Regions from separate parts of the Mus musculus genome. Here region 2 is linked to region 1. A link is a contact called in ENCODE Hi-C or POLR2A ChIA-PET data. All regions are on one chromosome and are shown on one strand. The core of a region is the stretch at or near the end of the contact, and the rest is flanking DNA. Distances in the headings are between cores, read along the strand shown. Region 1 overlaps Anks1b (ankyrin repeat and sterile alpha motif domain containing 1B). Region 2 overlaps Anks1b (ankyrin repeat and sterile alpha motif domain containing 1B).

Region 1 (3,739 bases), core at 876-3,375:
CTATTCTCCCGCCTTGATGATAATGGACTGAACCTCTGAACCTGTAAGCCAGCGCCAATTAAATGTTGTCCCTTATAAGAGTTGCCTTGGTCATGGTGTCTCCTCACAGCATTGGAAACCCTAATTAAAACATATGCTATGATAACACTAAATATTATTTTAAAGAAGCCCTTTGGCCCTACCACTTGCTCCAAAGAGTGATCGCTCATTGTTCCTGAGTCTTGCTCTGTGCTGGCTGCAGCCACCTTTGTGCCTGACTCCTCCTCTGCAGTGGACTACAGCAGCTTTCTAGCTAGAGTCTGGATTTCTTTCTCACTGGCTGCCCTACCATGTCAGATGCAGCCATAGACATGGAAGAGGAGGAGGAGGAAGAGGAAGAGGAAGAGGAGGAGGAGGAAGGGAGGGAGGGAAGGAGGAAGGAGGGACAAAGAGGAAAGAAAGAGGAAACGGAAGAAGGAAGCTGTTGAGGATGTTGAAGATGGACGAGATGAGCTGAAGATGGAAGTACTAATGAGAAACATGGGGAGTAGGGGGCAGACAATGAGATTGATGTGGAAGAGGAAGGGTGGGATGGAAGAGCAGGAACTGTTAGTAAACTCGGGAGCAACAGTTTGCACATCACATGCTTCTAATGACAGACCGCCAGGTCCATCCATGTGCCCTTCCCAGGCAGTGCTAGCCACAGAGCACACTCCTAGCCTGAAGCCACCATCTGCCAACTATTTCAACTACCCACAAGTCAGGACAGAAACATCTCTCTGCACCCCTTATGTCCGGCCTTTTCTTCTGATGCCTAATAATAAATAAATCATGTGTAGAAGGATGTCACCTTTGACCTAGCAGCCGAATTTGCTAAAACGTTGTACTTTGTAACCTTTTGTATTTCACCAAAGTCCTTTCTCCCAGAACACTTATTTCTCCGACCCAAATTACAGTCTAATATATGTAACATCTGCCATGACTACCAAGATACAGAGGCCGAGCTGGCTCAGTGACAGGACACTGGGTACAATGTAGCCACATGAGCTACTCTGTTCCAAAAAGTGAAATTGAATGTAAACCCAGTTTATGTGCCCAGGGATTCGCGCAAAGGTCACAGTGTAATTCGTCAGCTGTGCTCTGTGGAGTTCACCCTGCTCACCAAAAGGCTGGGCTCCGCGGTGGATACAGCTGCCAAGCTGTTCACCTTGCTCGTTGACTTTCCTGGAAAATTGAAAGCTTCCAGATGCCTATCGGGTGTCTTGTCTCTGCAGCCAACTGACTGTTGGTGCTTCCTTCCGCTTGCAGCAGTATGCTGGGGGCTTTGGGGGGGTGGCGGGGGGTTGGCAGACACGGGCTTCCCTTCAGGAGCCAGAGACAGCTTTATCTGTTGGAGATTAACTATTACTATTTCTGCTATGACCCACAAGGAGACCGCAACCAATGATCTCACTTCAAGGCTTCTGTCAGCGCTGTAATTCAGCAGCGGTGGCCGAAGGTAAAAGTTGTGTGCAGTAATTGAAATGTCCACTAGGTGGGTCTGGTGTTCTTCCAACCAGAAAGCAGGCGGCACCAGGAAGGCTGGCTCCATCTTTCTTGTTGCAAAGGTTTAAAAAGGGGGGGCCGGGGGAGGGGGGCTGGAGGAGGGGGGCTGGGGGAGGAAGGGGAGTAGGAAAATGTGTCTGGGGCTGTGGTTTTAATATTCATCCTAGATTACATGGGATGGATTATTGTTGGTAGCCATTCATCTGAGCCCATGAAGATCGTTCCTTGCCTCCTTTTTACATAGATGCATGTGAAGCCTACATCTATATTTTAACCTTATTTTTTTTATGATTAAGAAACCATATTAATTGATGTCCCTGTGTTCGGATGGCATGCGCGCTGCCATTTTCTCATCGCTGCTTTGACAAGTCCCTTCACCACCAAAGGCACAAGTTTCCAGTAAAATGATATATTTTTCTTTTGTGAAGCTTTTCTTCCATTCAAAGCTCCACGGTTGTGTTTAACATTCCCAGCAGCTGTTCTCAGTGTGATCTTCAGTAACCTCTGAAAAACATGATTCAGGTTTACAGAACTCCTCTCTTAATCCTTGTCAGAAAACCTCCTCTTACACTTTAGGGTACAATAGTCAATAAAGCGGACTTTTAAACCACCCCGGGTCACCCCGGCTTAAGAGACCACTTCAAATTCTTAATCTGTTTTCCAGTTTCGCATTACTTCCTCCAGCTCGCGTCGAGCTTATGTTTAAGTATCATCATGAAATGTCAGATGTTTTCCTGCAAAGCACTGTGGGAAAATCCCCATGGTGCCAAACACAGTGCTGAGTTCTCAGAGCAGGCAGGACAGGTGACAGCTGTTCTCTTCCCACCCTACCGGAAACAGGCACAAGGACAGGTTCCATACAGAACACCAGACGCAGAATCCACCTGCCCTTGAAAACACCAACCGGGAGCAACTAAGAGGTGTTGGTAAGCATCAACATAGATCACTTGAAAGTCTGACTCCTTTTTTCTTTTCCTTCATTTTAAGTGAAAAGAAGCATGGTCAAATCTCAAATGAATATTGAGATGAACCGTTTCAGCATAGAAGCTTAGGTGCCTTTTGGTGCTAATTATATGACAACATCTGAATGGCAAAAGACTAAACAAGATGTAGCTCTCTGAGGCAGCGGGGACAGCCAGCCCTAAGCATTTTCTAACATAAGCCAACAACCTTGAAAAAGCTGATAACAGGAAAGTTATCATTGTTAATACTTGATTTTTAGTGACAGGGTATAATTAGTTGTTTTTATTAGTTCAAACAATTCAGAGTAGTATAGAAAGGGAGATTCTTTGTAATTTTGTTGCCATCTTCTTCCCACATAGTTATAGTCTGTGAATAAAGAGGTAGCAGGTAACCTTGTAAGAATAGATGGATGGTATATGTCTTTCAGTAATTCTAAATGGCTGTTTATTCTAAATATTCTAAAAATTCTAACTGTGTAGGTCATGCTTCAAAAACTGGTAAGAATGCATTTAGTAAGATGTCATGTGTTTCTTTTTAAATAATGAACACAACATCTCTATTGTGCTAGCCTTTGTATATGTGCAGTTCTTACTAAACATCTACCCGCTCTGTCAATTCATATCCCTATTAAAGTTGATCCAGGCAGCATACCAAGAGATATGACAAGCAAACCCTGCTTAGCAACCAAGCCATAGTCCCCAAGTATATCAAGGTCTTTACTCGCATATTGCTTAATATCATCTGTCTCAGCTGGTCTAGTTGGCAGAGCCCTTTGAGCTGGTGGGGATGTGGTAAGAGTAGAACATAGACTTTTGGTACCACCTTCCTGAGGTTCTGTCTGGGTATTCAGCCTAGACAGTAAAACGGACCAATCATGTGGCTTCTGATTCCTGAGGATTGCTGACCTTCATTTTGTAAAGTGCAGTATCCATCCCTTCATATATGTCTGGATTTTCCAGTTGTTCTCTGACCCAAGTTACTCCATCTGTGCAGAAACTCGATAGCACATAGGAGATCCACAGAGTAAAAAACACTGATGCAGTTGGAGTCCATTTCAGCTATTCTAGTTAATAACCATAAAACCTTGAGCAAGTCATTTAGCTCCTTTGTCTTTTGCTTCCTAATTTTATAATAGTTGGGATATTCATATATGTTATTAGAAACTCTAGAACATAGTAAACTCAATGTATGTTAGCAGTATCTTCAACATAGTGATGGTCATAACATTACTAAAAATGAGATAAATAAGAAA
Region 2 (3,739 bases), core at 704-3,203, 130 kb after region 1:
GCCAGGGCTACACAGAGAAACCCTGTCTCGAAAAACCAAAAAAAGAAAGTTATTATGGAAGTGTTAGTGGATATGATTTCATTGTGTTTTAAAACTCCACTTGCCCCCAAGACAAGGGTTGGGGGAGGGGGAGGTAGGCCAAATTAAACCAGTGTAAAATTTACCTTTTTAGCTCAAGTTTTAAAATGCTATAAAATTTAATTTGAAAACTGACTACTAGAGATAGCTGCTACAACTCTCTGACACCCCTAGAGTTAAGGGATCAAGTTGTTTGCATTTTCATGAAAATTGACAATTCCAAGACTAAAAAAGCCCTGCCCCCCACCCCTAGCTGTGTGTCCAGGTCACAGCCCTATCCAGACTCTCACAGTCCCTTTGTTACCTAGGTCAGGACAGTTTTGCTCTGACTCAGGAGCCCTGACTCCCAGCCAGAAGTCTCCTTCCATCCCAGGAGTGACAGCACATGTCTGGTCCACCCCAGAACAGATTATCACCTGAGTAGAAAGTAGTCCTAAAGGCAGGAACTCCTTCTAGGGCCCTCAATATTTATTTATTATTTATTCACGTTATATCCCAATATCAGCCCTCCTCCAGTTTTCCCTCAGAAGATCCTTCCCCCACTCTCCTTCCCCTTCTCCTCTGAGAAGATGGAGCACCCCTACCCCCACCCCCCAGTATCACCAGCACTTTTGGCACATCAAGTCACTCCTGTACTGGGTGTTTCCTCTCCCACTGAGGCCAGACAAGGCAGCCAATTAGGGGACCAAGATCCACAGGCAGGCAACAGAGTCAGGGGTAGCCCCTCCATTCCAGTTGTTGGGGGACCCACATGAAGGCCAAGCTGCACCTCTGCTACAGATGTAGGGAGTTGGGTGGGCGGTGAGCAGGGAGCTAGGTCGAGCCCATGCTCACTCTTTGGTTGGTGGTTTAGTCACTGGTAGCTCCCAAAGGTCCAGGTTAGTGGATTCTCTTGGTCTTCCTGTGGAGTCATTGTCCTCTTCAGATCCCCCACTCCCCCCAACTCTTCCTCAAGACCCCTAGAGTTCCATCTCATGGTTGGCTGTGGCTCTCTGGATCCTGCATCTGTTTCCATGAGCTTCAGGGTGGAGGCTCTCAGAGAACAGTAACGGGAGGCTCCTGTCTGCAAGCGTAAGAAAGTATCATCAATAGTGTCAGGGACTGGTTCTTGCCCATTGGGATGTCGAGATGAGATGGGTCTCAGTTTGGGCCAGTCACTGATTGTCCATTCTCTCCATCTCTGCTATGCAGAGCATCAAGTATCCACTGAGCTCCATGGAAGGCAGAAAGGAAATACCCAATTTCTCCCCTGGTAGAGCTTGCAGAAAGCACCTCTAGGAACGCACTCTCAGAGACAAAGGAAGGTTTGAGGAAGCTTCAAGAGAACAAGATGATGGACCTGTGGAGGTGGCTTCTCCGCCCTGCTGATGGATTTTGCTGCTGGGCACCGCCAACCACACTTTTTTACCGACACTTACCTTCATGTGCTTGGTCACGCCCTTAGCATCTTCAGAGCCTTTGGAGGTGTTCTTCTACCAAATGGGTATAATACCTTTTCCCAGGCCTCACACACAGTGTATGTCCACACTGTCTGTCCCTGTCAGTGATTTCAGCTCTCCTCAGCCCTTGCTTCTTTTCCATACGAGGAAGTTAGTTTTCTAACTTTGGTACGTTTTATACAAGTAGGCATTTAGTCGCATCATCAATATTTAAGATAATTTGGGAAATGCCTCACCTACATAGTCCTGGATTCGAATACTCCGGTGCTCCCATGACATTGTTTAGAGGTTTCTTGTCCAACGTGTGCATCCTGCTGACGGTTTTGAAGCAATATGCACCATCCACCTCCAGACAGCTGGATTCTTAGTCTGTAACATGAGGCAAGCTGCGCCTGGGACGTTCCCAGCAGCCCACACCTAACACCAGTGTTCCCGTTCAGCGTGCTGCCCACACTTGGCGCCTCTCCCATGGCCCCCCTCAGGTCCAAATGTGCTCTAATTTAAATCACAGTTTCGTGGATCTGAGTCTAGGGCTTTCTCCTCTTCTAGACCCTAACTAAGCACCTGGAGCGGCTGAAGCCCATTTCTCATTCTATCAGTGTGTGTTAAGCAGGGGTGGCAGGAGACAAAAAGAGGTATCAGATGGAGCTGCTGGAGAGTCTGCTAAGAGGGGGCGGACTCCGATGAATAATCCAGGAGTAGCTTTGGATGTGGAGGATACAAAGAAGGCTTTGCCTCCCATTCACCATGGCAGAAGTGTTAAGAAGTAATATGCAGGCAGAGAACTGACTTTTATTCTTCTGGACGTAATTTTCTTTAAGAAGTGTAGGAAAGAAATGAAAAAAAAATGACCGCCACTTCCCCGTTCTTATCCACTGATTGCATCTGGTCCCATTTCATCTTGGTTCTGCTTTTTCCTGCCTATATAATAATAATTACGGTCTCATGCCCTCTTATGTTGTTTCTCTTGTGGTCAGAGGCAGGAAGTAGATTACATCCTCCTTGTCTCTAAAACTATTGAGATTGTTTTTGTTTTGGAGCCGGTCTCGCATCCTGTGCACTAAAGAGTTCAAATGACATCAGAGTCGTCTCTTCTTGAGATGAGATTCACCAATGCCTCTAAAGAGGGACCCAGGTAATCTAGTGGACCTGAAAATTTATCCTAACCCACAGTGATGGAACAGCACAAATGGTTATTGGCTGGCTTCCACAAGAAATTCTTTAGAGGCGGTTACATGCAGTTTCGAACATGTATTTCCCCCACCCACCCTGCTCTTCTTCCCCTCAACCTTTACGTATGTTCATTTGGTCAAGCAGTATTTATGGATCACTCCTGTGCATGGACGTGCTAGATGCTGGCAGATCTGAAAAGTGTGACTCCCCATCCTTGCTTAGAACCATCCTTAGGATGAGGAAGTTGCCGTGAGTGATGAGGCAGCTGGGGTTTTGTTCCCAGAGAGGGAGTGTCAGTCACACAGGCACAAGAATCAGAGGGAAGTCTGTGCAGTCAGAGTCACAGACAGGTTCTCCAGCCATGCACCCAAGACGGGAAAGAAGGGGTTAGAGCGGAGAACAAGAGCCAGGGAGACGAGAGCTAAACCCAGGTACATGGAAATATTGATAGGTAGAAGGAAGGCTTGGGTGCCCCCTAACATGATTACAGCTGCGTTTTTGATAACTCTTTCTACCTAAGTGTAGGAAATAGATGGAGATAAGACCAGAAAAGACCCAGTGAGTCACCTTGTTCCTAGGGATCGGTTGGAGATGGCAGTGGGACTCGAATGCTGTACCTCAAGGACACAGGGACAGCACCTGTCACACTGGTCTTTGTTCCAGAGGTTCCTACCCTATGGCCTGCAGGCAGTCTGAATGGTTATGCCCCTATTCATATATTAAAATCCTCATTCCCCGACTGAAGCAAGGGAATATCCCAGAGATGATTAAAGACTGCCTGCTGTGAGAAGCTGCCATTCCTCAGGTGCTAGACATGGTCACCATCTTGATCTTGGATTTTCAGCCTCCAGAACCATGAGAAATACATATGGATTGTTTAAAGTCTACAGCATTTTGCTATCATCTCCCCAAAGGACTAAGATTAACTAAATACCCTTGTTGTTACCTCAACTTAAAGGTGATTTTTGCCTCCAGATACCTGTGTGGTCTCCCCCTTAGAAGCATTGACTCCTTCCACTGAAGCTGTTGGAGGCTGCACGCCATGCTTG

The links. Hi-C counts contacts between places; a loop is a spot of excess contacts on that map. ChIA-PET counts read pairs that join two places held with the same protein, here RNA polymerase II (POLR2A).
Region 2: a map of v-Abl transformed pro-B cells shows a loop between it and region 1 (4-fold over the local background). The contact joins two enhancer-like sites. A Hi-C loop is called at or near these places in 4 of 37 maps with a recorded cell type or tissue (Patski, mouse trophoblast stem cell and v-Abl transformed pro-B cells). POLR2A ChIA-PET finds 5 or more read pairs at or near these places in 1 of 5 experiments (Patski).

What each region holds. Positions count from the first base shown.
Region 1 is chr10:90,727,436-90,731,174 of GRCm38, forward strand. The region is part of intron 17 of Anks1b (ankyrin repeat and sterile alpha motif domain containing 1B); the gene reads left to right. Among named protein-coding and RNA genes, the nearest start is that of Apaf1, 350 kb to the right of the region's middle. Within about 2 kb of position 2,126, at least 2 of the 3 ENCODE cell types and tissues checked have a DNase peak (open chromatin) inside an H3K27ac peak, as active enhancers do.
Region 2 is chr10:90,857,890-90,861,628 of GRCm38, forward strand. All of the region lies in intron 17 of Anks1b (ankyrin repeat and sterile alpha motif domain containing 1B), which reads left to right. Among named protein-coding and RNA genes, the nearest start is that of Apaf1, 220 kb to the right of the region's middle. Within about 2 kb of position 1,954, at least 1 of the 3 ENCODE cell types and tissues checked has a DNase peak (open chromatin) inside an H3K27ac peak, as active enhancers do.